Regions from separate parts of the Homo sapiens genome. Here region 1 is linked to region 2. Evidence: chromatin loops called from intact Hi-C (ENCODE). Cell type or tissue: mammary epithelial cell. All regions are shown on one strand. Each heading gives the region's core, and the rest is flanking DNA. Links, peaks and the distances in the headings are about the cores only.

Region 1 (2,808 bases), core at 18-2,517, 88 kb before region 2:
TCCCCTTTTAAGGAATAAAAATGCTAAACGACCATACAACCACTAAGACAGCTGGCCATCTGTGCAAACTTGAATTGTTTTGTTCCCTTGGGCTTCCATAACGACGTCTAGGTTTTTCCTGCTGGAGTTGACCCCTAAAATTCCCCTGAGGAAATCGTACCTCTGGCTCATTTGAGCTAAGAAAAGCTCAAACCACCAGAATGGGAATGATTAAAAATGGAATACTCAGTAATGGCGAGTGTGTAGCCAAAAATAATATCATGTAAAGGGAGAAATATGCCTACTACAAAGTAAATTTGGTTATAAAAGCAAAGATCATCCAACTGTGTACATGTACAATTATGTCTAGCATACTAATGCTAACCCTACGATGAAATAATGCAATTTTTATTTTCATTGTGCTATAACCATCTCTCATTTGTGAAATGAAATGATATCCAATAGGTTGCAATCACCAAAAAAGTATATAATGTAACTTCCCAACTGGGTTATTTGAATCCAAAAGTAAACATGCATTTAACTGTGAACGTATAGCTATTAATCTGTCAGGAGAAAGGTAATGTGATAATGAGTGAAGTTTGTATCACTTTGGAAGTGAAAAATGCTAACTGAATGAATAACGTTTAACCCAATAATTGTTGAGCACAACATACTGTCAACACAATGTTTATGTAGGATTCAGCATTACTACGAACTTTCTAACAAAACATACATGCAATTTCGAATTACGATAGGTAAATTTTGACATTTCAACTATTTCCTTGAGCAGCAAACCGATATTAAACTTTTATTTGAAATATATACAATACAGAATAGTTTCCTAGTAAGTTTTTGAATTTTCTAAATGCAGTTTCTTTTCCTAATTCTGCCTACAATTCTTCCCAGATATCAGGATGCAGGGAAACCTGGCTATACTATAAAGTAGCTTCTTTAGGCTTGTTTTGTGGCAAATCCAATATATTTTCTCAAAATGTATCAAATAAACACAGCGTGGGAAAAAAATGAAGCAGAGGGTGAATGTGGAGGATGAATGTGAATGGTAAACTGCAGTTTCAACTGTCAAAAATCCTGGGACAATGCAGGAGCAAGTGACCATTCTCTGCCCCCAAAAAAGAGGGGGCTCCTGGAGGTCCATTTCTCTATGGTTCCATCCCCACCGTCCGCGTGAACGCTTCTGGAGCCCCCCTTGGGGAAAGTGGGGTTCGAGGGAGGATAGTGTCACTGAAAAGCTCAACACACGTTTTTCTTGGCGAACAGTTTGGAGAGGGCACAAAGTCCACCCCGGAGCCGCGTCCACTGGGCCCCGCGCCACCCTGCCCGCCCCCGCCGCTGCGTCCACGGCTCGGGTTCCCACGCGGCCGCCCGGCCGGGCCCGGCTCAGGCACCCCCCTGGCGCGGCCCCGCGGCCCCGGCCCTCCGCCCAGCGCGCGGCCCGGCAGCGCCGCCGCCGCCGCCGCCGCCGCCACCGCCACGCGGAGATCCCGGAGGTTCCTCCCCGCCGGCCGCCGGGTCACGCCGCTCGTCCCTCCCCTCGGCCCTCCGCCCTCCGCCCTCCGCGCGCGCTGGGCTTTCCCATCCACCGGCCGAATCCCCTCCTCCTCTGGGCAACCCGGCGACAAAACCTTCCCCGCACGCCCTGCCAACTCTGCCCCACGCCCAGGCTCTTCCCAAGCCAGGCGCCAGACAAAAGAACCGAGAGAAAAACTTACCCGAACTGCAACACAAAAGTCTGATCCAAAGCTTCCTGGGTTTAACTTTTAATTTTAAAAACAAAAAAGCAGAAACCAAAAGCCTCCTAGGTTGGAAGTGGGCGTGAGAGGAAATGCTAGAGGGAGGCGCTTCATTCCCCGGGCTGCCTGTGCCCCCCTTTCTGGCCCCTGCCCGGGGCTTTGATGTTATCTAGTGCACCGCCTCCATCGGTTTCTACCTTGGGCTCTGCGCCGCCGAGAAGATAGACAGATCTTCCGCACTTCACTTGCAGGTTCTGAGAGAGGCAAGCAGGTAGTCGCGGGAAAGGACCCACACTCCTTAGCCCCGCAGTGAGAGAGGAACATTTGCACGGGCTTCCTGTTGCTACCTGGACTGAAATGAACAATCCACCCCTCTAGTGATCCTGGAGACTTGCACCGTATGGTCTTTCCTGCTAGACGCACAGCGGGAGGCCTCCTACATTAGATTCATTTTCCCTCCACCCGTAGCACAAACTTGTAAGATGGTGGTGGAGTATGTTTCCTGAGGCTTTGTTCGGGTTTTAGATCTCAGTTTGGAAGGTAAATATTATTTCCCTTCTGAGACAGTCCTGCAGCCTTGAAAAGACAAGAATAAAAATCTAAAGGCAACAAATTCTATAACATGCTTTCCATACACCATAAATTCCCTTATGGGTCAAAATATCCGCACACTTTCCCCTCACGTTATGAAAAGCTTGTAACTGTTGATTTTCTTTTGTCTGGACACTAGCAGACACTGGATATAGTTTTTCATTAGGTTAGCAGTCTCGGGACCATCACTAACAAAACACTACAACAAAGAATTTTTTTTTTTTTAACAGATTACTAATAAAGAAGGACGGCAGTGTCTAGCAATCAGCCTTACCTGTGCCTCCACTTTACACCAACAGAAGCTTGTGTTCAGGCCTTGCCCTCTGGAAGATTACAAATTAATGGAGACAGGATAAACACATGGAAAAATACCTAGAGGGAAAAAAAGATATAAGAGGCTTATAAACAGAGCCAATTAAAGTTATACAGTTATTTACATGATCGCTGAGAGGCTTCTGCTTGAGTAGAGGACGGGGTGAGCAGAGTC
Region 2 (2,808 bases), core at 293-2,792:
ATCCACTAATACATTATACAACTTATTTCAAGCCATTTTTCAAAAATTGCAAAATAGATTTAATTTCTTGGTATTTCATCTCTATTTCTTTCTGCTTATCTTGTTCTACATTTTTCTTCCATCTTAAATTACTTTTATTTTCTTTTATAGTCACTTTAATTTTCTATCACATTACATTTTAAGCCAATTGCTACCATCATTAGGAAGAGATTAAGAATTTTCAAGGCCAAAAACATTATCTGCTATAATAATGTGAAATCTGTGTAACAGTGCTCAAGAATACTTTCTTTCAATAAGAAAAAAATTGAACCTACTAGTTCAAATTTAAAATGAAAGATAACAAAATATCTTCCATGGATACTTCATTTATGATAATTAAAATATACATACATTTTACTCATAAACATTTTAATATATGCTTAGGACAGAACAATTTTGTCTAATTTGACTGATTTCCTACTGGTCAATCATTTTGGAGGACTTAGTTATGCTTTAAGGTAATCCTGCATAGCATTCAGGAACATATACATATGCATATGTGTTTATGTACACAAAGATCTTGACATATCTGCAGGCTACAGTCAAAATTAAATGTTCCTCTAAAGCAGTTTCTAAGTGAAAGAAAAATTTATTATTCCTTGTTTCTCTTTTTAGACTTTATAAAATGTAGACAATAAAATTACCAGTTGCCCATATAACTAATATAATCTGATGTTTCTAAAATAGTCTAAACTGCAAGGCTTATACTGTTTCATAAATATTATTTAAAATCTGTTTTTTCCATGAAATTGAAAAGCTAAAAATCCAAACTCCAATAGATAAAAAAAAAGACTAAAAAATAAGAGATGAAGAGATGGAGTTACAAAAATACCCAATTGTATAATTTGAGAGGCTGCCATGAGAACCAATGAAACTAGGGTAATAAATAGAGAAGGCTTTAGAAAAGACGCCAACATCCCAGGAAATGTGAATTGGCTGTGATGCTTATAAACCTGAGGCTTGAGGCCTCTCACTTACTGGGGATCCCTGTGAGTTCCAGGAGTTGCAGAATGTTCCAATTGCTGAAACAGGCCTAAATCTTCAAAGCTCCGGTGACTTCCTGTGATTACTTTTCTCATTCCAATAAACCTTCACATTTGTATTTAATTCTGTAATCCTAATTTTATGTTCTTTTACTTAGAATTCATTCCAACTACAGTTGTCAGAGTTACCAAATAAAATTCAGGACTCACAGTTACATGTGAAAATCAGGTAAACAGTGAATAACCTTTTAGTATAAGTATGTCATGAGCGATATTTGGGACATATATGTATTAACATTTTCTGATTTGTTTGGCTGAAATTCAGATTTAACTGGGCATCAGGAATTTCTCTGGTAACTCTATCCCCAAATTGTATACACTTCAGGCTTCATAAAACCTGAATCTGTCAGATTTTCCTCCTGGGTAAGAAATACTCAAAGAGGAAGCTTATGGGATCATTAGAATCATTCTTTTCGAATCAGAAGAAACTTTAAGGAACCTCTAGTGTCAGCCCCTCAATCCCCTTCTTTGTAGATGGAGGAACTGGTGCGAGATCAGATGGCAGCTGGGCCTAGAACTCAGTGCCCCTGAGGCTCAGGATTGCACCAGGGCCAGAGGCTCCACTCTCAGCCTCAGCCTCGCCCTTGCCTGCTGAGAAAGCTCTTGCTCCTTCTCGGGCTGCTTGGAAGCTCTGTCTGCACGCTCACTGCAGGGCAGCTTCCAGAGGAAAGCTGTGAGTCAGCAGGGTTTGGCTTGGCTCTGTATGGGTCTGCTCTCTCACCCTGACACACCAGGACACCCAGGGCCCTTGGGCTTATCTGACTGTCACTGATCTCATCGCTTTGCCTCTCCACCCATCCCTTCCTGCCCCCAGACTGGAATACCACCTCAAGATCTCTCCAAGCCCCCTTGCAAACCCACCATACCTGAAAGAGGCTGTGGAGGGCTGGTTCCAGGTAGCTGTTCCCATGATCATGAATCTTTAACCATAGAGCCCTTTGAGAATCCAATAAAAGCTATGGATTTCCTGGTTCCAAAGAGGTACAAGGGCACCAAGGCAATTTTGCATCTAATATCGAGGGACTCACAGATCTCCTAATGCCCTGTTTTGGGGCCCACGGGTTAAGCATCTCTGTATCACACCATGCTTATGCACTGACATATACAAGAAGGTTGGGCCCTACCAAAACTGCCTGTGTACATATGCCCTAACATTGAAATATACGTCTTGAGAAACCCAGGACACTCAGCCCATGGTAGAATGCATCTTGGAACACAACTAACTCATTTATGGGGACAAGAGAGCACTACAGACACTTCTGGAGGTGCTAAGTTGCATTTTAAATAAGGAACAATATTTAGGAAACCAGAGAAGTTCTCTAATAAGGGACTCCAGGCATCAAGAACAGGCTGACTGAAGCTGGGTGTGGTGAGGTGCGCCTGTATTCCCAGCTGTTCAGGAAGCTGAGGTGGGAGAATCGCTTGAGCCCAGGAGTTCAAGGCTGCAGTGAGGTATGAGTGTGCCACTGTATTCCAGCCCGGGTTCCAGAGGGAGATCTTGTCTCTTAAACAAACAAATAAACAAAAAATAGGCTTAGTGAGAAATTTCCCTCTCAAAGCACATCATGCCATTAATCCCCACACTGGCTGTGTAGAGTGCGAATAATAATGATAGTAGCTGCTAGCATTGACTAGATGCATTGACTAGTCATCCTAGACGACTGTTCACTATGTCACAGACACCATGCAAAGTACTTTGACGACACCTCTGTGAGGCAGGTATTGT

What was found. Hi-C counts contacts between places; a loop is a spot of excess contacts. Peaks named below come from ENCODE experiments on the same cell type or tissue, not always from the same donor. Only the 100,000 strongest peaks of a DNase experiment are listed, where the experiment ranks them.
Region 1: it touches region 2 in a loop (5-fold over the local background); 9 of 110 quality-filtered maps call a loop at or near these places.

What each region holds. Positions count from the first base shown.
Region 1 is chr6:12,007,777-12,010,584 of GRCh38, reverse strand. It overlaps a transcript of HIVEP1 not described here. Among named protein-coding and RNA genes, the nearest start is that of HIVEP1, 3.1 kb to the left of the region's middle. RefSeq lists an enhancer at 1-222 and a silencer at 1,296-1,415. In mammary epithelial cell, for the core only: no CTCF peak of the experiment used is centred there; DNase peaks (open chromatin) are centred at 1,554 and 1,904; H3K4me3 peaks cover 2,208 bases; H3K27ac peaks cover 2,400 bases.
Region 2 is chr6:11,920,141-11,922,948 of GRCh38, reverse strand. No RefSeq gene overlaps it. Among named protein-coding and RNA genes, the nearest start is that of HIVEP1, 91 kb to the left of the region's middle. In mammary epithelial cell, for the core only: no CTCF peak of the experiment used is centred there; a DNase peak (open chromatin) is centred at 1,728; H3K27ac peaks cover 530 bases.